Linked DNA regions of Mus musculus: all the other regions are linked to region 4. The links are chromatin loops, found by intact Hi-C in ENCODE. Cell type or tissue: gastrocnemius. All regions are shown on one strand. Region 1 has its middle 43 kb from the start of Kl. Region 2 has its middle 14 kb from the start of Gm24242. Region 3 holds the start of Stard13 (StAR-related lipid transfer (START) domain containing 13). Region 4 holds the start of 1700028E10Rik (RIKEN cDNA 1700028E10 gene). Region 5 holds the start of Gm36447 (a long non-coding RNA gene).

The links. A loop is a pair of places that touch in the nucleus more often than their neighbours do. Peaks named below come from ENCODE experiments on the same cell type or tissue, not always from the same donor. Only the 100,000 strongest peaks of a DNase experiment are listed, where the experiment ranks them.
Region 1: it touches region 4 in a loop (2.1-fold over the local background); 2 of 42 quality-filtered maps call a loop at or near these places.
Region 2: a loop joins it to region 4, with 4 times the contacts of the local background. A loop is called at or near these places in 5 of 42 quality-filtered maps.
Region 3: it touches region 4 in a loop (2.0-fold over the local background); 7 of 42 quality-filtered maps call a loop at or near these places.
Region 5: a loop joins it to region 4, with 2.2 times the contacts of the local background. A loop is called at or near these places in 2 of 42 quality-filtered maps.

The regions. Positions count from the first base shown.
Region 1 is chr5:150,907,214-150,912,213 of GRCm38, forward strand. No RefSeq gene overlaps it. Among named protein-coding and RNA genes, the nearest start is that of Kl, 43 kb to the right of the region's middle. In gastrocnemius, a CTCF peak has its summit at 2,324 (motif pointing left); no DNase peak of the experiment used is centred here; H3K27ac peaks cover 505 bases.
Region 2 is chr5:151,683,961-151,688,960 of GRCm38, forward strand. No RefSeq gene overlaps it. Among named protein-coding and RNA genes, the nearest start is that of Gm24242, 14 kb to the right of the region's middle. In gastrocnemius, CTCF peaks have their summits at 2,843 (motif pointing left) and 3,072 (motif pointing left); DNase peaks (open chromatin) are centred at 2,842 and 3,067; H3K4me3 peaks cover 550 bases.
Region 3 is chr5:151,188,036-151,193,035 of GRCm38, forward strand. Stard13 (StAR-related lipid transfer (START) domain containing 13) reads right to left here and starts at 2,158. Exons shown (of 14, transcript NM_146258.2): 1 at 1,891-2,158. The coding sequence starts at 2,059. In gastrocnemius, no CTCF peak of the experiment used is centred here; DNase peaks (open chromatin) are centred at 1,967 and 2,257; H3K4me3 peaks cover 3,148 bases; H3K27ac peaks cover 3,347 bases.
Region 4 is chr5:151,366,018-151,371,017 of GRCm38, forward strand. It overlaps 1700028E10Rik (RIKEN cDNA 1700028E10 gene), which reads left to right and starts at 2,658. Exons shown (of 4, transcript NR_045700.1): 1 at 2,658-2,839. It also overlaps a transcript of Stard13 not described here. In gastrocnemius, a CTCF peak has its summit at 2,765 (motif pointing left); DNase peaks (open chromatin) are centred at 1,702, 2,080, 2,668 and 3,496; H3K4me3 peaks cover 2,567 bases; H3K27ac peaks cover 2,928 bases.
Region 5 is chr5:150,812,652-150,817,651 of GRCm38, forward strand. Gm36447 (a long non-coding RNA gene) reads left to right here and starts at 2,310. Exons shown (of 4, transcript XR_377280.3): 1 at 2,310-5,000. In gastrocnemius, no CTCF peak of the experiment used is centred here; a DNase peak (open chromatin) is centred at 2,610.

The DNA of each region.
Region 1 (5,000 bases), 460 kb before region 4:
ATCTGTGGTTGGGCATCCTGCAGGGACCAATCTGGAAAACACTGAGGAACAGAGGAGACTCTGCTCATCGGAACATCCCTGCAGCAGACTCAGGAGAACATGCAGCTGTCTGATTTTCAGACAGCTGTGCAGAAACTAGAGACCCAGGTGAGCCCCAAGTATGCTATGACCTTCAGTGAAAGTTGAACTCACAAGCCCTGGGATGCCTGGTCTATGTGTAAGAAACCTCCACATGCAGGCCCTGGCTGTGGTGCAAACATCTATTCTTGCAGAACCTGGGTTTCAATGAGATTAAATCTCAACCCTTCTCTACGTGGCTTTCCAGTACCCACGTAGAGAATGAGTGGGAAGCCAAGTGACCTAAAGATCAGGAAGGGGGCACAATGAAGAACTGAGAGGATCCTGTCAAGATTCAATGAGAGAGGTGAGAGCTCGCCCTGTATTTCTAGAACAATCTCTTAAAAAGCTATTGTGCTTATGAGATTTGAATGCTCTAGTACCTGGGTACCTCTCCACCTCTTACACATGTGCATGCATGTACGCCCTCTACAAACACACATACACATACATATACACACACACACAAACACAACATACAACATAGACATACATACACATATACACACATACATACACACTTATACAGACTCATACACGAACACACATGAATAAACACATATACATACACACAATATATACATACACACACACACACACACACACACACACACACACATATATATATATATATATACACACATGCGCACATACACACAATACATACATATGCAGACATACACACACACATATGGACACACATACACACAATATGCACACACATGCACATGCACATATATATACATACACACACATACATACATACACACTTAACACATACACACACACATACACTATGGGTTTGTTTACTTACTAATTCTCAGATCAGCTAGATTAATGACTCTTAAATTTATTTATATATATACACATACATATATACATACACACACACACACACACACACATATGGTCATATTAAGATGTAAATACTTGGGTAGGAACCCAGATTCCGTTTTTCTAACAGACTTCTAGGCAACCATATTCTGAGTATTAAGGCTGCAGAGGATCTTTGAATAGAGTTAGAATCCCAGCACTCAGGAGGCAGAGGCAGGCAGATTTCTGAGTTCAAGGCCAGCCTGGTCTACAAAGTGAGTTCCAGGACAGACAGCCAGGGCTATACAGGGAAACCCTGTCTCGAAGAACCAAAAAAAAAAAAAAAAAGAAAAAAGAAAAAAAGAAATTGGAATATAAGGTCCATGAATCCCTCCTTATTTGCAGATGGTATATATGATCAGAATGATGTTTAAATTTATCCCACCAGGCTTATTGATTTGCATTATTGGACATCTTTCTTTGTTCTCTGGAAAGTTCCCTATTGATGCCAGCTATTCTTTTTTTCTCCCTAGTAGAAATCAGGCTTGAAGTAAGCCTTGACACCATGGTCCAGAAACTCCCAGAGTCCTCCCCACAGCTTTCTGAGGCCACTCTACTGATTTTTATTTTCCCAGTGAGGTAGTTGATGGGAGTGGTCATACACACTGAGTCTGAGCACAGACAAAGGGAAGCAAACAATGATTAATAGCAAAGTCTGATGTCTGCTCCAGGGACTTTATTACATTTGATCTAAGAGCCTCATTAATGGTCTAGAAAAGGTAGCTGCTAACAGAACTCTAATTAAATTCCTAGTGGATATTAAATTGGAAGCAATTGTGAAATTCAGGGAAGACAGACAGAAAGGCAACCTAAGGCTCTGTGAGGAGTAAAAAATCAAATGGAATTGAACAGTAACAGGTGAAGAGAGGTGAAGATAAATGCTAAGGGTTTCAGAGGCTGCTGCTGCTGCTGCTGCTGCTGTGTGTGTGTGTGTGTGTGTGTGTGTGTGTGTGTGTGTGTGTGTGGTGCATGCTGGGTATGTTAGAAATGGTCACATGTTATTTTCAGTGTCATGACAAAGTAGGCGTCTTTGTGAATCTCTGAAGATAGATTGAGGCAGAGGTGGCTTGTGTCAGGTATGTCCTTAGCAGATGGTATTGGTTGTTTTTCGGCTGCTGTGATAAAAATCCCACAACCAGGGAGATTTGCAGAAGCAAAGAGTTTGTTGGACTCATGGTTCCAGAGGATGAGTCCATTGTGGCATGAGCTGTGGTAGCAAGTGTGCTGGCAGGAGCAGGAAGCACTTCAATCATAAGCACAAAGCAGAGAGAGTCGCCTGGAAGTCCTTCAGCAGCATACTTCCTCTAAAAAGGCAACAGACCTCCTCAAATATCGCCACCTACTGGAGGCCATGTGTTTAAACATCTGAGCCTGTGGGGAAGATTCTCAATCAAATCCCTGAATATGTTGCCTAGAAAGCTTACAGGTTTCCTTTGATCTACCTTCTTTTGACATTTCTTTGCATCTAGAAATACAAAGAAGTGATAAAAAATAATACATTAAAAATGTTTCTGAGCTAGGCGTGGTGGCGTGCGCCTTTAATCCCAGTACTCGGGAGACAGGGGCAGGCGGATTTCTGAGTTTGAGTCTACCCTGGTCTACAGAGTGAGTTCCAGGACAGCCAGGGCTATACAGAGAAACCCTGTCTTGAAAAACCAAAAAAAAAAAAAAAAAAAAAAAAAAAAGTTTCTGGTGTTTAGAGAAATTGTGCCTCTCTCTCTTTCTTTCTCTCTCTCTCTCTCTCTCTCTCTCTCTCTCTCTCTGTATGTGTATGTGTCTTAACCTAGGGATAAGCTATATCAAGATATCACTTCCCTAATGATAGATTCATGACCACCACAGATTTGAGGATGTATACAGACTCCTCCAGAAAGGATTTGGCCTGTTAGAAAGCTCTGCTCGTTGGGTAGGAGTCTCATCATCTTGCTTGCTAGCTGTCCCCAGGTTTTAGAAGAGTACTCAGTGTTCAGTCAATGTTCTAGAAAGCATTACTACCTACATTTCAATTAGCCTGGATTCTTTTAATATTAGCTTTAACTTTGAATTTAGAAAGCATTTGGGTAGTGTTTTATAACATGCAGAAATGTTTTTAGTTTAAATATTACAATATTTTAGGTATTAAAAAAGGACAATTTAAAAGGCCCTTTAGTGACTCTTGAGGTTCCCTTCTTTTTTTTTTTTTTTTTTTTTTTTTTTTTTTTGAGGAGATGAAGAGTCCCCAAGGACATGCAGCTTACTATTTATTACAGTGACCATCCTATAGAACATTTCAATATGCTCATGCCTCCTGAATAACTGAAATTTTGTACTCTGTACTGCATACATTCCTCCCTCTACTGCTGGCAACACCCCAGCACTCGCTGCTTCTCTGAGCTTACCATGTTCAGAGCCCTGTATAATAAGACCAGACGGTACTTATTCTTCTCCACCTGGGTTTTCTATTCACTCTAACATCCCTCATGCTAGTCCACATTTTTTACAAAGGGCAAAACTGTGTTCTCTCTTTTTATTTTTATCTTATGTGAATGGGTGTTTTTCTGAATGTGTGGGCACCACATGGTGCAGCCTACAAAGGCCCGAAGAGGTGTCAGATCCCCTGGATCTGGAGTTACAGATGGTTATAATTTACCATGTGGGTGCTGGGAATTGAACCTTTATCTCTGCAAAAGCCAGTGCTCTTAGCCACTGAGCCATCTCTCTAGTTGTACAATTGCCTTCTTTTAAAGAGACTGTTCCATGGTGTCTGCATTTTCTCTTCTCTTCTCTTCTCTTCTCTTCTCTTCTCTTCTCTTCTCTTCTCTTTTCTTTTTTTTTTGGTTTTTTGAGACAGGGTTTCTCCGTGTAGCCCTGGCTGTCCTGGAACTCACTCTGTAGACCAGGCTGGCCTCGAACTCAGAAATCTGCCTGCTCCCAAGTGCTGGGATTAAAGGCGTACACCACCACCACCCGGCTGTGTCTGCATTCTGCATTTCTTAACTCATCTGTTGATGGACTGTTATCCTGGCTGTTGAGAACAAAGCTTCAATAAATATGGGAGTGAAACTGCCCTTTGATGTACTGAGTTATTTTCCTTTGGGACTGGGAATTGCTGGATCACATGGAAATTTGTTCTTCATATTCTTGGTGACTGCACTGGTTTCCATAATGACAGGACTAATATTAAGTCATGGTTTGAAGACAGCAGTCATCTTAGAGGTGTGTGGCCCTAGCACCCTTCCCTTCCTCATGTGTAGCCCTAGGAAAGCAAACAAATAGTACAGGCTTCCCTATATTAGAAAGACCACAGCTGGGCTGGAGAGATGGCTCAGTGGTTAAGAGCATTAACTGCTCTTCCAAAGGTCCTAAGTTCAAATCCCAGCAACCACATGGTGGCTCACAACCATCTGTAATGAGATCTGATGCCCTCTTCTGGTGTGTCTGAAGACAGCTACAGTGTATTTACATATAATAAATAAATCTTAAAAAAAAAAAAAGAAAAAAAAAAGACCATGGTTGTGTACTCTCTCACCTCCACAAGCCATGAGGATCAAAGGAGACAAACTGGGAAGACATGCTGGCAACTCAGTCACTCTGTGAATGTTTGCTGTTCTCTCAGATTGGACCTTACTCTGTATCTATCAAATTTGATATCTCCAGCAAGCCTAGTGAGTGTGGTTTGTCACTTAAGAACAGACTTAATTGGGGGGGGGGCTAAATCTGGGAGTGTTAGTACTAAACATGTCTCTATGTGACTGTCTCACCAGGTCCAGGAATAATTACAAGTTTAGGGGTTGAGATTTACTTGCATAGAGAGGGTAGGGATAGGGTGGGAAGGGTAAGAGGTTAGAAGGAAGGCAAAGGGTCACATGATGTCAAGTGCTGGAGAACACTGGGCAGTGTTCAGTGTGGATGGAGAGGAAGAAGTCAGGGGAATCACAGCACCCCATTCACAGCTGAGCATCAGCTGGGTCCCGTGTCTGTGCTTGAGAGAGAGTCAGTAGTCAGTAGTCCTGGTGATAGGAGATGAGCTG
Region 2 (5,000 bases), 320 kb after region 4:
AAATGGGCAAAGGATGTGAAGATATTTGTGTCCCATGTAAATGCTCACCAAAAGGTGACTTCAGCCGAGGAGGAGTTCAATAATCAAGTGGATAAGATGACCCGTTCTGTGGACAATCAGCCTCTCTCCCCAGCCATCCCTGTCATTGCTCAATGGGCACATGAACAAAGTGGCCATGGTGGTCGAGATGGAGGTTATGCTTGGGCTCAGCAACATGGGCTTCCACTCACCAAAGCTGACCTGGCTACAGCTGCTGCTGATTGCCAGATTTGCCAACAGCAGAAACCAACACTGAGCCCCAGATATGGCACCATTCCTCGGGGTGACCAGCCAGCAACCTGGTGGCAGGTTGACTACATTGGACCACTTCCTTCGTGGAAAGGACAGCGTTTTGTTCTTACTGGAGTAGATACTTATTCTGGTTATGGATTTGCCTTTCCTGCACGTAATGCCTCTGCTAAAACCACCATTCACGGACTGACAGAATGCCTTATCTATCGTCATGGTATTCCACACAGTATTGCTTCTGACCAAGGAACTCATTTCACAGCCAGAGAAGTACGACAGTGGGCTCACGATCATGGAATTCACTGGTCTTACCACATTCCCCATCATCCTGAAGCAGCTGGGCTGATAGAAAGATGGAATGGCCTTTTGAAGACGCAGTTACAGCGCCAATTAGGTGGTAACAGCTTGGAAGGCTGGGGCAGAGTTCTTCAGAAGGCAGTATATGCTTTGAATCAGCGCTCGATATATGGTACAGTTTCACCCATAGCCAGGATTCATGGGTCCAGGAATCAAGGGGTGGAAAACGGAATAGTTCCACTTACTATCACTCCTAGTGACCCTCTAGGAAAATTTTTGCTTCCTGTCCCCATAACTCTAGGTTCTGCTGGCTTAGAAGTTTTGGCTCCAGAGAGGGGAGTGCTCCTACCAGGAGCTACAACAAACATTTCATTGAACTGGAAGCTCAGACTTCCCCCTGGTCATTTTGGGCTTCTAATGCCCTTAAACCAACAGGCTAAAAAAGGAATAACAGTGTTAGGAGGGGTGATAGATCCAGATTACCATGGGGAAATTGGATTACCTCTTCACAATGGTGGTAAGCAAGATTATGTCTGGAGTGCAGGAGATCCCTTAGGGCGTCTCTTAGTACTACCATGTCCTGTGATTAAAGTCAATGGGAAACTACAACAGCCTAATCCAAGCAGGATGACAAAGGACGCAGACCCATCAGGAATGAAGGTATGGGTCAATCCTCCAGGAAAAGAGCCAAGACCTGCTGAGGTGCTGGCTGAAGGTGAAGGAAATACAGAATGGGTAGTAGAGGAAGGTAGTTATAAATACCAATTAAGGCCACGTAACCAGTTGCAGAAACGAGGATTATAAAGTAATATGAATGCCCATTGTAAATTTACTAATACGTTTGCGATTGTACGAGGGATAGTTATATCATGTTAGGCGTATTTACAACCTTGTTATTGTTTCATGTGAACATGAGATATTATTTGTGTCAAGTTGACAAGGGGTGGATTGTAGTGGCTATTCCTGGTTGTCAACTTGACAATATTTGGAATGAACTACAATCCGGAATTGGAAGGCTCACCAGTGACCCTTATCTGGAGGCTTGGAGATCCTTATCTGGATCTTGGTTTGAAGATCTTGAGCCATAGTGGCTATGGATTCCAGAAGATTGAATCTCCGAGTTAAGGAACACACCTTTAATCTGGGCTATGCCTTTCATCTGGGATTAAAGGTGTGGTGGAACACACCTTTAATCTGGGCTACACCTTTTGCTGGAGACAATATAAGGACATTGGAAGAAGGGAGTCTAGCTCTTGCTCTTGCTCCTTCGCCTGCTTGCTGCGTGAGACTGAGTAACTGCTAGATCCTTGGACTTCCATTCACAGCTGCGACTGAACCATTGTTGGGAATTGGGCTGCCGACTGTAAGTCATCAATAAATTCCTTTACTATTTAGAAATTATCCATAAGTTCTGTGACTCTAGAGAACCCTGACTAATACACATACACTAGGAAGATTTTGCTGAAAGGACCCAGATATGGCTGTCTCCTGTGAAACTATGCTGGAGCCTGGCAAACACAGAAGTGGATGCTCACAGTCAGCTATTGGATGGATCACAGGGCCCCCAATGGAGGAGCTAGAGAAAGTACCCAAGGAGCTGAAGGGATCTGCAATCCTACAGGTGGAACAACAATATGAACTAACCAATACCCCCCCTCCCCTGGAACTCGTGTCTCTAGCTGCATATGAATCTATATATATGGAGGTAAGAGCGTTAGGTTTCAGAAAAAGACCAACTTGCTGTGGTCTGACAGGAGTCTTGGCATTAATAGCCTTGTGTGACCGTGAACAAGTTATACAAGTTTTTGTGGCCTCATTTTTCCCTTCTTCAAAATGAGGACTATACTGTAACTTAACTATAGAGCAAAACAGGAGTGAGAGGATGGCCCACGTGGTAAATGTATACCTGGGTTCGTAGTTTATGTAGTAATTTACGTATTTTAAACCTCTGTTCTTGCCTAACTCATCATGTTGATACGAGCATAGAAAGATAAAATTCCACGTTGCTTTGCACATAAGAAGCCCTTGATAAATATTTCGTACTCTTTGGTTTCTCTGAGTCACAGCCCTGGCAGTCCTGGAATCCAGCTGGCCTCGAACTCACAGATCTCCGCCTGTCTCTACCTCCCAAGCGGCAGAATTAAAGGAGTGTTCCAGCAAGTTCCTCTCACTGCCTTCTTATTTTTTTACCTTTACTTTCATAGAGCTGCACTTCAAGCACGTGGGAATGTCTGTCAGAAACACTGCCATCTAGTGGTTCATTCGACCTCCTCAGTTTCCTGTTTCAGTCCGTGGCGCCTGAAGGAAAAAAATGTATAAAGCCAACAGGTTTTCCTCCAAACCTTTGCTCCCCACACCCCCCACAACCCCCACCCCCACCCACCCACCCACCCCCGCCTCAAAAAAAGAAAGTGGTATGCCCTATCTTGGAGTTTTCAGTGCTGTGCCCCTTGGAGGAGGAACTTTGAAATGGTGGGTCACTGCTGCCCTCTACTGCCCACCGCAGGCTCAGGAACTGCTTGCAAAGGCCAAGGAGCTGCTCCAGAAACATCAGCTGTGTTTTGTGCAGGGCTTAGTGTGTTTGTATTCGTGTGTAGGCACACATGTGCACACTTAGGGCTGATAATCCATTTACTTTTCTCTTGACTGTGTTGACTTTCAACCATAGGCAATGTTTCCTTAAGCAAAATCAACCTACGTAGTAAAAGATTAACAGAACAGCGACATGAAAGAAAATAGTTAAAGCCGTTCTCGCATTGAGATGGCAGCTGGATCCGGTGTGTCACAGGCAGCTGGGAGGAAAGATTGCCTTAGCTTTCAGCAGTGTGTTGGGTGCTTCTGAGAGAAGCTTCTTGCTTCTATGAAATTTATTTGTTCCTGGACCAGAACAGAAATGGCCACAAACAAATGGAAGAGGTTGGATGTTAATGAAAGAGAAGACAGAATTATATATATGTTACATATATTATATATAAATATATATGTTTATATATATATATACATATATATACCATCATATATTTGACTGCTACCTGTCATGGTCCCATACTCTTGCTTCTTTTTTCAGGTAAGAACATTTGGGTAAAGAATTTCTTAGACTGAGTCTGGAGAGATGGCTCCACAGTAAGAGGACTAAAGTTCCTTTCCTAACATCCACATTTGGGTGGCTTACTACCTGTAACTTTAGTTACAGGGGATCTTATGCCACCTTCTAACCTCTATGGGTATCTTCTAGCCTTTACGGGTAACACACACACACACACACACACACACACGAATAAAAAAATGATAAAATCAAAAACAAAGGCTGGAGAGATGTCTCCATGATCAAGAGTACTGGCTGCTCTTCTGCATGACCTGGGTTTGATTCCCCGAGTATCTGCATGTTAGCTCAGAATCATCTATAACTCCATTCCCAGGGGATCTGAAACCCTGCTCTGGCCTCTGCTTGCAACATTCTTGCATGTAATGCAGAGGCATACATGCAGTCAAAACACCTCTAACCATCAAATATAATGTAAGCAAATAACAAACAAAAAATTAATAATTTCTCAGGCCATAAGTATTGAGGAAATTTCCTAATTTCACCATGAAGTCTTCAGAGTCCTTTACCTAAAATAACCAAGTCACACACATAGAATTCCGTAGTTGCGATAAGGAAGAAGGCAAAGGGCTGGCGAGATATCTCAGTGGGTAAAGGTACTTGCTCCCAACACTGATGACCTTAGTTCAATTCCCAACATGATAAAAGGAAAGATTAACTCCTGTTTGCAAGTTGTCCTCTGGATTCACACACACACACACACACACACACACACACACACAAAACACTATTTTGATAGATGAATTAAAATATTAAAATGTAAAAAGGAGTTGAGCTCATACTTGCATGGACCTCTGTTCTACTTCATTCTTAACCTTTCAGTAAGGGCCCTGGATCTGCACACAGTATCATCTTCACTTCTTCATAAGGCCGCAGTAGGACTTGATGAAGGCAGACCAGGGCTATCTAACAGAACCCAATCCTTGTTCTCCTATTGTGTTAAACCACATTTACTACATTGATGATTTGATTAATTTCTCCTTTCCCTTTGTAGTGATATTTTTTCTAACAATACTTCTTTTTCTTCTTTTTTTATGTCAGATTTATATTGATAAATTCTCACCCCACAAAACACACCCACACAATTAACTCAGAGCCAACTGATATTGATATAAATTAACCACCTAGATAAGACAAATTGTCCTGTAATTATCCATCTCTTCTAAGATATTTATAGCTACCTGTGGCTATTTATTTACTTATTTATCTATTTATTTTTACTAGATATTTTCTTTATTTACATTTCAAATGCTATCCACTTTCCTAGTTTCCTCTTCAAAATCCCCTATCCCCTCCCCCTTCACCCTACTCC
Region 3 (5,000 bases), 180 kb before region 4:
GCACAAGTTTCAGGATTTGTGTTCAAATGCCAGTCCTCCTATAGGGATCTGCCTCTGTTTTCTCATCTTTACAATGGATCTAAAGCGGCACCTAACTATAAGCACTTTTTCTGAGAGAAAAATAAATTAGCATTCATAATTCTCACAGCCTGATATGTTGCAAATTTTAGCATCCTGGGCTGTGAGACCACACCAACCTATCAATATAGTATATCCAATAAAATCACTTTGTACCTGCTCACTAAACATTGTGCGATATTCACCCATCATGAGTTCTGGATCACTAGAGGTAGGATTCTTTCCTGTTTCCTACCTGTAGCTTTTAATGTTTAGGAATTCATTGGCTCCAATCATTCCATTACCCCATTAAAAACAAAACAAACAACCAAAAAAAACAAAAACAAAAACAAACAAACAAACAAAAAAAAAAACCAAGGAACCTCCTCACATTTTCTAAGTATGAAAAAAATAAAACACAGAAATACGGTGTCCATATATAAGAATGACCCACTTTCACCAAGAATGGTAATTCACCCAAAACAACCATTATCCCAAAGGAACATGTCAATGACTAACAATACATATAAAGAAGATTGGAAACTTCCAGTGTCCATAGGATTATATACCTAATGCCCAATACACTCCCATTGTAAGTAGTTTCTCAATAGAAGATGGAGCTGGTTCTTATTCTCAACTGAATGTATTTTTAAATCGAGCCACAGGGAATACTTTTGTTTCCATTCAAGTGAGACTTGCACACAGAGTTCATGGAGTGACTTAATATCCTTCCTGCAATCATACTGGTATGCCGCGCCAGTATCCTTCACACATAGCCAGTTCCTGAACCTTCGCAAACAAATGCCCATTTCCAAGGAAACAATCTCATTAAATGTCGCTGCTAGAATGTGTATTGTTCCTTTTGGAGACATTACAGTGAGATCTTTTAAGATTACAGACTTTAACTTCCCCTCTAAAATTCAATATAATCTCAAATTCATTTATCTAACTGGGAACGGTATTTTCATAATAGCTCTTGAAAATTCCTGGTAGGGCCAATGTAATAGTTTAGTTAGGTTTGTAGTTAAGAGCTAGGTGACTATTTACTGACTGTGGATGGATGTGTCTGTCTCTTAAATGGGTATCTTCAAATTTGTACCACACAGGGCATGTCATAAGCTTTAAGCCTTAAAAAAAAAATCCATGAGTTTTATTAATGTTTGAGGTACAAGAGTTTTTAATGTTTTCCCTTGAGAATAGAAAAGGATCACTTAGCAGCCTGTAATCAGTACTGTCAACCTGCCTTAGGAAACCAGTGCTCCTAAGTGTGTGTAGTCATAGGCTCTGTTTTGAGGTGAAGAGTCACATTTATCCTTTAGCAAGAAAACGGTGTCAACAAATCAGTGGTGACTATGCACACAAGCACACTGACAGGAAGAGACTGTAATTCAAGTTGTCAGTCCAATGGCCTTAAGCTTAGATTCTTACTGTTTTCCTTCAATGAAGATGTACTATAAACGCTGGGCCATTAGTCGCCAGCTCTCTCACTAATTAAACAAACAAGTGTCCACTTTTAAATATGACCACAGTATGAGTTTACCTGCAGAAAAGCTCCCCAAGACACACACTGAGTAAACCTTTCTCATTTGCTCTGTTGACACACAGAGGATTAGGAATTCATGATTCACGTTCTACTGGGGATATTTTCGTTAGTTATGAGGCGCTCGGTGCTGTGACAGACTGCTTAGAACCGAAGTCTAAAGTTATCTGAAAGAGTTCCACGCAGCGTGGCATAAGAATCCGTGCGGTGTACAGCGCAAACAATAACTTTGTAAGCAGCACAAGACAGAGCCAACAGAAATAAGCGGCACCTTGGCAGTGCCCGCAACTCACCTTGCTGGATTTTAGTCACTAGGTGATGGCGTGCTAGGATCCGGCTCATCCTGTAGGGAGAGCGTCTGGCAGTCTGATCAAATCGCAAGTACATCTCCTGGCTCTCAGGTGTCAAGGGGTTTAGATAGTAGCAGCCTGCAGCCGGCGTCCTGGGCACCTGGCTGAACATCTCGGGAGAGTTTCCACTGCCACCTCAGCTGCCGGTGGCTCTTCGCAGCTGTCTCCAGCCTCAGTCAATGGAGCCCCAGGAGAGAGCCACAGACCCAGCGATTTTTAAAAAAGAAAAAGGAGTGCCAAAAGCCACAAGTCAGAATTCCAACCCTTCGGGGCTCTCATGTGACCTCGTGAGCCAATCATAGGACAAGGAGAAAGTATTGGGCGTGTCCCGGCCGAACGCGACCGCGAGGCTGTACCAGCAGCTGAGGAGTTCCTTCAAGCTGCGCTTAAAGCTGATAGAGAATTGGAAGCGCCTGGGGCTGACTAAGCCCCCCAACCCCAGAGCTGAAAGAGGAGAGGGACACAGAAGACAGGAGAGGTCGAACAAGCCCTGGCATAGGAACCTTTTGAGGTCATGAAAGTTAGAGAAAGAGTTTTTGGCTTTCCTAAAGCCAGCAGCAACTAGGTTTAATTTGAAAAAAAAAAAAAAAAAAGAAAGAAAAAAAGAAAAAAGAAAAGAAAAGAAAGAAAAAGATAGCTGTGCTACCTGCAGCTGTGTATTTGAAACACACCATTTCAAGTTAAGTATGGGCCGCTGGGTATAAAATACTAGCCTCATTACAACGGAATTAATTAGATAAAACGTTTCCAAAGAAAAACAAACTTTTGGATCATATTTTGACACTAAAGGTCAATAAAGACCCTGTGGACCAACATGGGATGGGGACATCAAAGGCTTTTACAGAAAAGACCCAAAGAGACAACCTGAACTCCCTGCCACGCTCCTTTAATTTGTCTACTTCCCCCAGTTTTTAAACACCACTAAACAACTGCAAAGCGCTAGTCATATTGAAGCCGCTGCCAGGAATCACTACACAGGATGCAGGTGGCCTTGCAAAGACCCAGTATAAGCTGCTGATCCATGGGAATATAGTGGAAACTTCTAGTAAGTGCTTATAAAGGCTTATAGTAAGTAGTCAGATGTGAAACGGTCTCAATTTAAGAAGAAAACAAGAGAGAAGTCTACCACAGGGCTAGCGGAACATTATTTCTGAGAGAAATAACCAGAGAGACTGGTTTTAAAAAACAGAACCAAAATACCCAAACCAAACAACAACAGAAACAAGAGTCTGGGAGTCCTGACAGGAGAAGCTGGGGAGAGCTCTTTCTGCAGGAGAGTTCTGTGTCCACATGCATACAGGGGAGAGCCAGAGTGTGCCGGGAAAGAAACTGCTAGTCAGTTTAACCATAGCTGAGGAACCATATGAGAGCAGTCAGAATTTCTCCTCTCCAGTTTTTTCCTCTTTAGAAGTGTTTGATGCAAACAACAACAACAACAACCACCACAAAAGGTAGAAGAAACTTTACTGAATTCTAAGCCTGGAGCTGAATGAATAGAGTTCACACACACACACACACACACACACACACACACACACACACAGAGGTTGGTCTTACTTTTGACTGACTTAAAATGAAACGACCTAGCTTATAACTAGACACTTTCAGCAGAAAGTTTAATTGGGAGGCAGAGAGAGGGTTCAGTGGCTAAGAACGCTGGCTACACTCCCACAGTACTTGGTTGGGTTCCCAGCACCCAAACAGCAGTTCATAAGTGCCTATGGTTCTAGTTCCAGGGACCAGACAACCTTCTCTGGTGTCTGTGGGTGGTACACACACATGCATTCAGGCACATAGGCATACACATAAAACAAAGAAATTCTTAAAAAAGTTTAACACGACTCCAGTTAAGATCTTGCTTCTCATTGCTTCACTCTGCTCATCAACAATTAGTGCCTTTCCCTGTGGAAATCTTTGCTGGCCTGATTTTTATAATTTTCTCTCGTCGTCACAGTGAACGAGCCTCATTTGATGACTATAAAAAAAGAGGCAAGATAGTTTTCAGGCATAAAGAGAGACAATGTTACAGGATCGGATCATGGGCTTTGTGTTCTTATTGGGATCTGAAGAGTTTGTTCTCCCATAGATTTGTAGAAGGTACGAGGCATGTATGTAAGGCTTGATAGGTCAAAAGCCTCTGACTGAACAGTGGAAAGGTTAAACTTTGTAACACAGTATCAGATGCCATTAGCCAAGCTGACAGAACCAGCATTGGCTACATTGGCACTGAGACCCTACTTTGGGCATGTAGGAAAAAGCTTGACAGCTCAACACCGATTGGGGGTGGTGGTGGTGGTGATTAAGTCAGATGTGAGAAGTTATCATCTTCTCACTATGGGGGAATGGAAGATGGGTGGAGGAAGAAAAGGAAAACGAGAAACTGTGTTTCAAGACCCTAAGTAAGGCAGGAAATAGTGTGTAGTCACTTTATAGCTATGAGTAACCCTTAAAGGCTGGACATCACAGCTGCCAAGATTGTAATTCATTGCTCTCTTGGCTACATTTTTAAAATAAATGGAATGATTCTCAGAAGCTCTATAGTAACTGGAAAAAAAAATGCGACAATATTGCCCCTTGTCTCCTTGTTTGTAGAATGAGGAATGTGTTTTGAAAAAGCCTAGAATATCTTACTCTGAAAGCATCAAGATTGTAACTATGTATTATTTAACATTAACAGGAAAACACAAAGTTGCATAGACAGGCAATAAAGAACAAAAATGGAATTGGGGGAGGGGTTAAATCCTTGACTAATATAATCTAGAACAAAACCTGGCCTCTCAAAAGTCAGCTTTGTTTGTTTGTTTGCTTTGTTTTGTTTTTAAAAAAAAGAGCATCCAAGGATAAGAGCGGAGTCTCCTCCATGCCATATGCAACACCCTAAGGTCTTATGTTAGAGCCCAGGCAGTATCTGCCACCAATCAACTTCCTGCCATGTGTTTTTGCCGTCTTATATTTCTAGAGCAGCTTATTTAAGGTAGATGGGTGATACCATTGAGAATTGGTTTTACGGTAAGATATTGCCATTGCTGTGAAACTTTTGTGCACGAGTTGCT
Region 4 (5,000 bases):
AACTGCACATTACACAGCTCTAGTTTGTCAATAATGTAATTGCCCATGAAGATGCTATCTTGGAGCTTCTTCCTATTATGTTTTGCTGTGGGTTAAACAATCAAATTTCATTTTGTTCTATGATAGTAGACTTTACTTTAGGTTTCAAAAAATTATTTCAGCATGAAATAAATATTAGCAAGAGGACAAACACTACCAAGTCGAATACATGAATAATATGGATGACAAAGTTATGGAGGATATGCTTGGGATAGTTTTTGATAAAATGGACAAGTTAATTTAGGGCAAGTCACTTCCCCAATGCTTTTCATCCTAGCCCTTTAGGGTCATGTTTAGCATTTAACAGAGCCATGCATTGTCAAGGTTTATTGAATTAAAGTGTGAAGTGCAGAAAGCTGGAAATTATATGGGTTCTAGGAGACCACTGACATGAGGTCAAGTCAATCTCTCTTCAGATCTATCAGGGGTAGTCTCCACGTAATGAAGATTTTGAAAATCGAGTATAGCTTCCCTCGGGCATACGGTCTCAACCTTTTCCTATTTCTGACCTATTCTGAGTGACCTACAATGCTGCCCATATTTTCTACTTGGCCCTTACATAAATGTAACATGGCACCATTCAAATGAAAATAGTGAGACAGGGTAAGCAGATTCTCCTTGGGTGCCAGAGTAGCATGTTATTGTAGAGTTAAGCAGGAGTCTGACTCGCAGGAAAAAAAGGACAGGAGGATGAGAATGAGTATGATGATGATGATGATGGTAAGGAGGAGGAGGAGGAGGAAGATACAGGCATAGAAAATGAAGGCAGAGTTACCAGGTTCTCATTTGCCTACAGCAGATCATCCACTTTTCTCCACTCATGATGCCACACCTGTGCAATTTCTACCTTAACGTTTCTACTCCATTAGCTCACTTTAAAGAGCATTTAAAAAAAAATAGCATCATGCAGACACACCAAGGCTGATATGTGTATAAACTCACAGAGACTGTGACAACACACACATTACCTACAGAGTCAAAGCAGAAAAGAGTGCTCATCTTAAAGGGAATAAAAGATAGTCTATTTAGGATCCATTTTTAGTGACCATGGCCCAGGAACACAAATTTTATGCTCCTACATGGAAGCAGTTTTAGTTTTACAGAACAGAGAAAATAATGAATCGAGACATGTAAAACACATCTGTGGGAATACCATAAAGGCAATTCAGGAAGATGGGGCAGGTTTTCTTACAGGTCTCATCTGATGACTTTCTTGTTTTTTAGGTTGGTAGAAGCTAGTATCAGCCAACAGATTTCATTCTTTTTAAAAATCTCTCATGGGATTTTAGTTCTGACACAAAGCTGACTAAGGAATGGCAGTTGGAGTACATAGGAGACTAAAACTAGACTAAGATAAGGTAGTTAAACTCTGGACCTGCAACATTCCAATTTTGCTACAGCACTAAAATTCTAATCAGTCTCTGCCACACCCGGCCCCCCACCCCCAGGAGTTTTCATTCACAACAGGTTCAAGCAAGGGGGAAAAAAAAAAAAACAGTACAAACTAGGGGTTAGAGATTACAAAGTTCCATTCCTAACCAAAAGGCATGTACAACTGATAACTGATAATACTGGGAAAGGTAAAATCAATTTTCCCCTATGGAGTATCAACCACACTTCTGGGAAGGCCCCATGCCCAGAAGTAACTGGCCAACACAAAATTGTGTGTTTGTGAGTGTGTGTGCGAGCGTGCATGTTTTGTTACTTTTTTATGTTTGACTTTATTTAAATCTTTGACAGCAAGGACCTCTGAAATTCCTAAAAGCATCTACCAAAAGCTGAAGACATTCCTGGGAAACTCGGGAGCTTTGGGAAACTGTCTTTCAGCCGAAAGTGTTATGTATATTTAAAGGTGGACACTAATACTTTCTGCAATACAAGTTCATAGTCCTCACGATACAACTAAAATAAAAACAAAGCCCATGTACCAGGGTAAAGTACTGTCCAGCTACTTAAAAATGGGTTTGGATCAGACACAGCCAACGTGGGAAAGGGGCGGAGTTTTCCCCTGGCAGCGTTCAAACCCTCAACAAACGGTTCTGTGCAAAGCCACACCGCAGAATGCAGAGTGCCAATATCCTGACAAAAATAAAGGGTAAAGCTCAAATTAAGCGCTTTAAAAGTCCGTAATATAAGCCTTTCCAAATCCTTAGATGCCATTAGCTGTCACGGGTAGCCTCGAGTGGGTAACGATGCAAGGACTGACACTGGCTGGGAATCAATGGCGAGAAAGCAGCTCGAGACTACCTTGTACATCGCTAACGTTCCAGAGATTTCCAGAAACTGAATTTACAGCCAGAAACCAACTCCTGTGAGAGGGAAGCAACAAAACAGACAAAAACCTGCTAAGACACCAGTTTAATGTCCGCCCGGCGAGGCCTGCAAGCGATCAAAGATGGAGAAATCAGCACATGCCTCCCGCAACAACGCCCTCCTAGTACGCAAGCGCTCGCGCGCCCGCGCGGAGGCCCCGCCCCTCGCGTGCACGCCCAGACCAGGCGCGCGCAGCGGAAGTTACCGCCTCCAAGGCCCCTCCTGGCTCTTCCGCCACGAGGCCCCGCGTTCGCAGTCCGGTTCCGGTTGTAGCTCCGCCCCCGCGCGGGAACACGCTAGAAGGCTGGATATCCGGGCCAGGAGGCTCGCGGAGCCCTCACTTCCGGTGGTGTCTCAGCCCAGCTCCCTTGAGGCGCAGGTTCTGGCTCTCGGTGCGGTAGCGCCATCTGGCGCCGAGTGTTCCCCGGACTGCGGAGGGGCGCGCTTCCTCCCTTCAGAACATTCCAGAGACACCGCGGCGGCCGGGGTAGGCTTTATGCGCTCCGCCAGAAGGGCGGGACCCAAGACTCCTCCTCCACCGAGTTCCCGCGCGGGAAGGGTTTTGCGGTTACCCTGAGCGGAAATGGTTGGAGTCTGGAGCGGGAACGGACCTCACGCGGGAGGAAACCGGCCTTTTCCCGTCTTTTCAAGTCCTGGCGACACAGTTCCTGCCCCACTGGCTCTCCTTTTTTGTTTCCTCCTTTCTGGGCACTGTGCTTCGGTTCTTCACTCGGCGTGGACCGAGGTCCTCCATGTCCCGCTTTGCAGAGAGGAGGCTTTACTTTGTAGCCTTTCGTTAGCCTGTGTTGGAGAAAAGCTTTTGCTCCATTACGTCTGTTAAGCTGGGGTGTTGCGAAAACGAGCAGTATCGGGGATTAAACATTAGAAGAATGATAATAGGTTTTTAAAACAAGACAGTCTCACCAGGTTCATCTCAGAACTGTGAAATTAACGCTGTGGCTGTTATGCCGTATTTCCTTTAGATAAGGGAAAACGAGTTTCCACCAGAGCTAGAAAGTGAACATAACTTTCCTCTTAAAAGAATTCATGTTTAAAAAAGTCCAGATGTAATACACTTGGAGCACTGTTAGCTATTGTGAGTTATTGTGTATCAAGATGCACAGTGCGAGCCAGTGAGATGTCCCTTAGAAGTCAGAGATCTGCGGTCACTTGTCTCTGGACCTTTCTCCCCCACTACAGCAGTATTTTCCCTACCTGTGCATGCATTTGAGTTCAGAAGGCTTTTAAGAGGCCAGTTCACTAGAGTTTAGAACTGGGAGAGGTGATATGGAAGGAGAGCTAGGTGACTAAGGCCCACAGTTGGAATAGTTTAAAGAGTTCAGGAGAGCTCTTCGCTGTTATTGCTGTTTTGACACATTAACCCGACAGATTAGTAGCCTTTCTAGCAGGTGCCAAGGGAGCAAACTAAGCGCTAAAACCATAAAGTTTGTACAGTCACACATTCGGGAAGCAAGTTCATATAATATACTCTGTTGTAGAGGGTGCTGTAACACCAGGTATACAAAATTTCTCAATTATGTCATCTCTGTTCTTCAGAGTTTCTTGAAAATAGTAACTCAAAAAATCACTTCAACAGACATTTAAATTTTTACACCCAGGAAGGTAACATTTTAAAAATCCCTTTCCTTTTGTAACTTCTTTATAGTTTCTTCTTTTCACTAAGTCATTGCCCTTTACCCCTACTGTGTCATTTAAAATGTACAGAATGCTTTAATGCTTTCTGTTTGTGTGTGTGCGCGTGTATGTGCGCGCGCGTAAATAAGTTTTTGTATTCTGAGTTTGACAATGGCATTTGACCCTAACCATCAGTAAAATGCATTGCTCTCTGTAACCATTCCCTTTGTCCCCAATAGAAATACAGATATTCCTAGATAGGCTTGTCGTGTTCATAGCTATGTTGCTCCTAAAAGTGATTTTCTAGTACTAAAAAGGTTAGATTGTTTACTGAAGTGTGAGTGAGTACTATAAAGACTGTATTACCTTTAATTACAAGTTAGTGTATCTAACTGTGAAGATAAGTGAAATAGTATTTTTATAATGACTCAGACTTCCATTACAAGGCACTAGAGAGATGGCTTGGCTAAGTCTGGTCTCCAATGGCACCAGGCATGCACATGGCATACAGACATATATGCAGTCAAAAAACGCATATACATAAACTAATGATAAAACAAAATTGGCTGTTCTAACTCCATTGTTTTTACTAACAAAATAGAGGAAAATTCAGATTCAGAGATCCCTCCTTCCCTCTCTCTCTCTTCTTTCCTCACTAACCTGAATGAGTCGCCATTTAAAGGGTCAGAGGGAGGTAGCAGGGGAGAGCGTGGGGCTTAACCTATTTTCAAATAACTATTCATACTAATGAAACAAAGCACACATCCTTTTCATTTTAAACCAGTCTTGTAAAAATGGAGCACATACATGTTCATTAACATTACTTGCTGTATTTTGAGTCCTTTATTATAGTTGTTAGTGAATATTTATTTACTATGGCTATTAACATCACCATTTATTCAGGGTAATTTTGTCAGTAGGCATTATATGAAATGATACTGAAATTTACTTTCAATATTGTTTGGTGATATTTGACACAGAAATTAGGACTTCTTCATCAGGCTTTCTTTGAA
Region 5 (5,000 bases), 550 kb before region 4:
CTCTTGGTTATGTGAGGAGCAGATGAGTGATCATTATATTCTAGACTTAGTCTTAAAGTGATGAGAGAAGGTTTGATTGCATTTGCTTTTCTTCAGAGCCATGTTCTTGCTCCACTATATCAGATACTAATTAACAAGCATTAGTTGACTAAGTCTCTCACAGTGACTGTATGAGTCTCATGTTATGTCACAAACCTGTGTTGAGAGAATGGCTAAAATATTGGCTTATTTTGGATAGGCTACTACCAGTTTTCCTACATGGTTTCCTATGATGTTACAACTGTTAACTATGAGAAACATTTTTTCAAGTAAAGAAACCAGTACTTGAGTTGCTGAGCCCAGTGGCCACACAGTAGATACAATCTGAGGTCATAATCTTGACCAGTCCTTCAGACTTGGGTTAGATTAATACAACTTCCTTGAACCAGGCTGCTTGTGTAAGATGCCAGACTTCTTAGGAGGTGGAAGATCAGAGTTAACGCTGCTTTAGCTATATTCATTCTGTTTTCAGCTCGCCCTTCCCCATGGATGCACATACACAGCCTCTATAAAAACCATGGGAATACCACCAGCACCCAGTGGTGCATGGTGCATTGGTTCCTTTTTTTGTTGTTGTTACTTTAACAATATCTAACAAAAGCAATGTAGACAGAAAGAGTTTATTTTGGATGTAAACATCTACCTACATTGGAGTGAGGAAGTCAGGGAAGCAAGCATCTGAGACTCCTTCCCACTTCAGAGATACCATAGTGGGACAGGAAGCAGTCTGGGCAATTGATTTTCAAGGCCCTTTGGCTCCCAGAGAGCCAGACCCTCTAACTAGACCTCACCTCCTGAAGGTCACTGCTTCCCAAAACCACACAAACAGCTGGGGGCCAGTTAGTCAAACATGAGACTCTGGCCAAACCACAACATACTACCTATGCCTGCTGAGGTTTATGGTCCTCTCCTAATACAAAAAGTGTACAATCTAACTTCCGAAGTCCCCATAGTCTTACAGTTCCAATCTTGATCAAAAATTCAAAGTCTCTTCTGAGAATCAGGGCAGTCTCTTGACTGAGTCCTTCCTTAGGAAATGAAAATCCAAGTTAGCATGCATGCAACATATGAGGGGGGCAGAATAAGGCAGCATTCCAAAAAGGAGACGTGGGACAGCAAGAAAAAGACCAAAATAAGACCAAGATACACCAGATGAAATACCAAACTACAATTCCTCATCCCCACATCAGGTGGGAGCATTGTGCTCTTACAGGCTGTGGTAGCTCCCCACTCTCGCCTGTAGCTCACTTGGCCTCTCTTGGGTCATCTCCACTTGAGGCCCGTTGTTCTCCTCTGAATGCTTCTGTTGTTGGGGTCTCCACTGTAGCTGAGACTTCTCTAGACCCCTTGGCTTCCTTGCCAAAATCAGATCCTTCCACATGATGCCTGCCCTCAGTGGCTTCATAAGACCTTGGCCCAGGCTTCCACAACCTCTTCACTCATTCTTAACCTACACACTGCCATACAACAAGTTCTGCTCCTTCAAATGCAGCCGAGTTCCTCTCTGTGCGCCTGCCTAGCTAAGCATAGGCAGTTTTCCAATGGGGAAGGCTGGCGCCTTTGATGGATGGGGCCTTTACCAAGTGCACAGTGGGCCGTTTTTTCTTTAATGGCATTAGTTACAGCTCCATTGTTAAGTGTCTGCCTCATCTACAACCTTAGCAGTGGCCGTAAACCTTTCCCTTGCAAATTACAGTTTTTATATCTTTGTGTTCTCCCTGTAGTTCATAAGAATAATGATCAGTAACCACACCATAGGCCGGCTGTTACTCTCTTAGAATTTCTTCTGCCAAACAGCTCAGTCTATGGTTTTTTAACTCCGCATCAGTCAGAATTACAGGGCAGAAGCAGAATGCAGCCAGATACTTTGCTGCAATGAATATGTAATGTTCTCTAGCTCAGTTCCTGTAGAGCACTGGTTCTCAGCCTTCCTAATGCTGGCACCCTTTAATGCCCTCATGTGTGGTGATCCCAGCCATGAAATTATTTTTGTTGCTACTTCATAACTAGTTTTTGCTACTGTTACGAGAATCATAATGTAAATATCTGACATGCAGGACATCTGATATTCGACTCCCATGAAAGGGCCGTTCCGCCCTCCTGAGGTGGACCCTCTGCTCTGCTGTTTAGTTGTCGTGCTAATTCTTTAAAGCTTCACTGAAACGACCTATTTGCATGTTTGGGTTTCTCTAGCCTACAGCTCTTCAACATTTCTCCTGAGGACCATTTCTTTTTTTGGTGGGGGGGGGGGGGGGAGGGGTCAAGAGAGGGTTTCTCTGTGTAGCCCTGGCTGTCCTGGAACTCACTTTGTAGACCAGGCTGGCCTTGAACTCAGAAATCCGCCTGCTCAGGACCATTTCTAAGAGGCTAAGAACTACATTGTCAGGTTTACGAAGCAGTGGCCCTATTTCTTGACACCAGTCATCTGTATTGGTAGCATCTCATTTCTGTGACAGGATATCTGATGAAAGCAATGTAAGGACGAAAGGGGTTTGGTTTGGTGTTCTGGCTCGCAGTTCAAGAGGATCCAAGGCCATCACAGCAGGGGATGTGGCTCCCTGACAGTAGAGCATTCAGCTAGGACCCCATGTTTGGGCAGTAGAGGAAGCAGAGCTTTACTATAAACCTCTCTTCCACCCTCACCCTGAGTCCTGTTTTCTAGGTAGGCCCCTTCTCCCAAAGATTCCAGAACAGTGCCACCAGCCACAGACCATGCAAGGAGACACGTGCATGATGAGGACTTTTGACATCTTACACATGGCATCTGAACATTAGGGGCTCTGTTCTTTGGGGAATGGAGACCAGTTTGGCTGAAGCAAGTTTGTGCAGTAGAATAATTTACTTGGAAAAGTGGTTTGGCAGAACATTGTGGAGGTGGGGGTGGGGAGTTTGAAACTAAAGCTGGCAGAAGGAATGGTGGCAGCTTCTAAAAGCAGAAGAACAGCATGGAGCTGAAGAACGTTATAGAGAGGTTTTGTTGTGATGGAACAAAACTGCAGTGCAATTAGATAGCTATCATATTCAAAGCAGCTTACCTGCTTCAACACTTGTCCTCGGAAGCTCTTTACAAATAGAAATTGCTAGGACCGAGTTCCCCAGTATTCAGATGGCAAATGCTGTGTGTCTTGGGGAGCCAGTTAAACTTTAAATAACTTAGAGGCAACTCAGAGGGAAATAGGAAAATAATGCCAGAGATGAAAATTTTGATGTTTTTATTGATACCTGTGGGGTTTTTTTTTAAGCTAAGCCATACCCAGTACCCACCCCCTTTCTCGTTGTTGTTTAATTTTTTTGATTGTTTTTCAAGAAACTCTGTGTAATTCAGAGATCTGCCTGCATCTGCCTTCCGAGTGTCGGGATTAAACAGCGTGTGTCCTGGGCCATGCCTGACCTACTTTTCCTTCGTACTCTGTAAAAGTGGTTTCTGCCAGCAGACCAGTGTGCCTTGTCCTTCGTAGAAACTACTTGGCACTGCTTGGGAAGGCCATGATTATTGTCGCTCTTCTGAGGATGTTAACTATTGCAGCTGTGTATCAGCTCTGTGTTCCCCCATGCCTCTTGTGCTGGTCCTATACAGGAGCATGAGGAGAGTCCTTGAAGGAATTATATGTGTCCAAATTGCTTTAGAAAAAGCCTAGCACAGCCAGGCAGTGGTAGCGCACGCCGTTAATCCCAGCACTTGGGAGGCAGAGACAGGTGGATTTCTGAGTTCAAGGCCAGCCTGGTCTACAGAGTGAGTTCCACGACAGCCAGGGCTACACAGAGAAACCCTGTTTATAAATAAATAAATAAATAAATAAATAAATAAATAAATAAATGCCTAGCACTGTTTGTGTTTTGCTAATTCTGTGGTGCAGATACTTGTTTGTTCATTCATTTATCATTAAAATGGAACAGCATTGTTCAGGGTTGTCACTTCTTTAAAAATTATTTTTCTGTGATACATTTATTTCCTGTTTGTGACTTTCCCCAAGTCTTTTATTTTTTTTAAATCACTGAGGTTTTTTTGAGGATGTGTTTTGAATTTAGTCAGTCATACCTTGTGTCTTACTTTTCTGTGAAGAGATACCATGACTGACTAAGGCATCTTACAGAAGAACAAGTTTCAGGGGGTGAGTCCATGGTCATTGTGTCAGGAAGCGTGGCAGCAAGCAGGCAGGGATGGTGCTGGAAGCAGAAGCTGAGAGAGCTTACATCTAGTCCACGAGGAGAGACCTGAGAGGGATGTAGGCTCATGAACCTCAAGGCCTGTTGCCAGTGACGTCATACCACCAACAAGGCCACCCCTCCCTCCTAGTCCTTCTCAGGCAGTTGTACCAACTGGGACCAAACATTGAAACCTATGAGCCTATGGGGGCCTGCTAATCCAGACCACCATGCCTTGTGGTTCTCCATTTCCTCTTTTATTTAAAGGACAGTATGGTTTGAGTTTATATAGATGCTGTGTTAGCGTATCGTCTTCCTGAGAGTCTTTACATACTAAGTTTTCTTCTGGCATAGAACTTTTTTTTCCCTTCTGTTACATGCTATAGAAATGTTACTTTTTAATTTGCTTGAGATGTTGGAGATCAAACACAGTCTGCATGCTAAATTAAGTGAGTGGTCTACCACTGAACCACATTCCCAATCAACCACCCCTATTTTTTACTCTATCTTGAGAAAAACAAACAAACAAACAAGTACTACATTGTCTAGATTGGCCCTGAATTAACTGTTTTCTCAGCAGTCTTGAGTTTGAGATCTCCCTGCTTTAGTCACCCTCTGGTCTCTCAGTGTGACTCGGCAACACCCAGCCCAGCTTAGAGTCCTGTCGCTGTGAACTCCTCTAATGTGCCTGCCTCTTTCATTTGGCTTCTGTGTTTCATGTTTATTATAAGATATTGAAAATATTTTCCTATTTTCTTCTAATACTTCAGTTCTTTACGTTACTTAATCCCCGGACTATCTGCACATTGCATGCC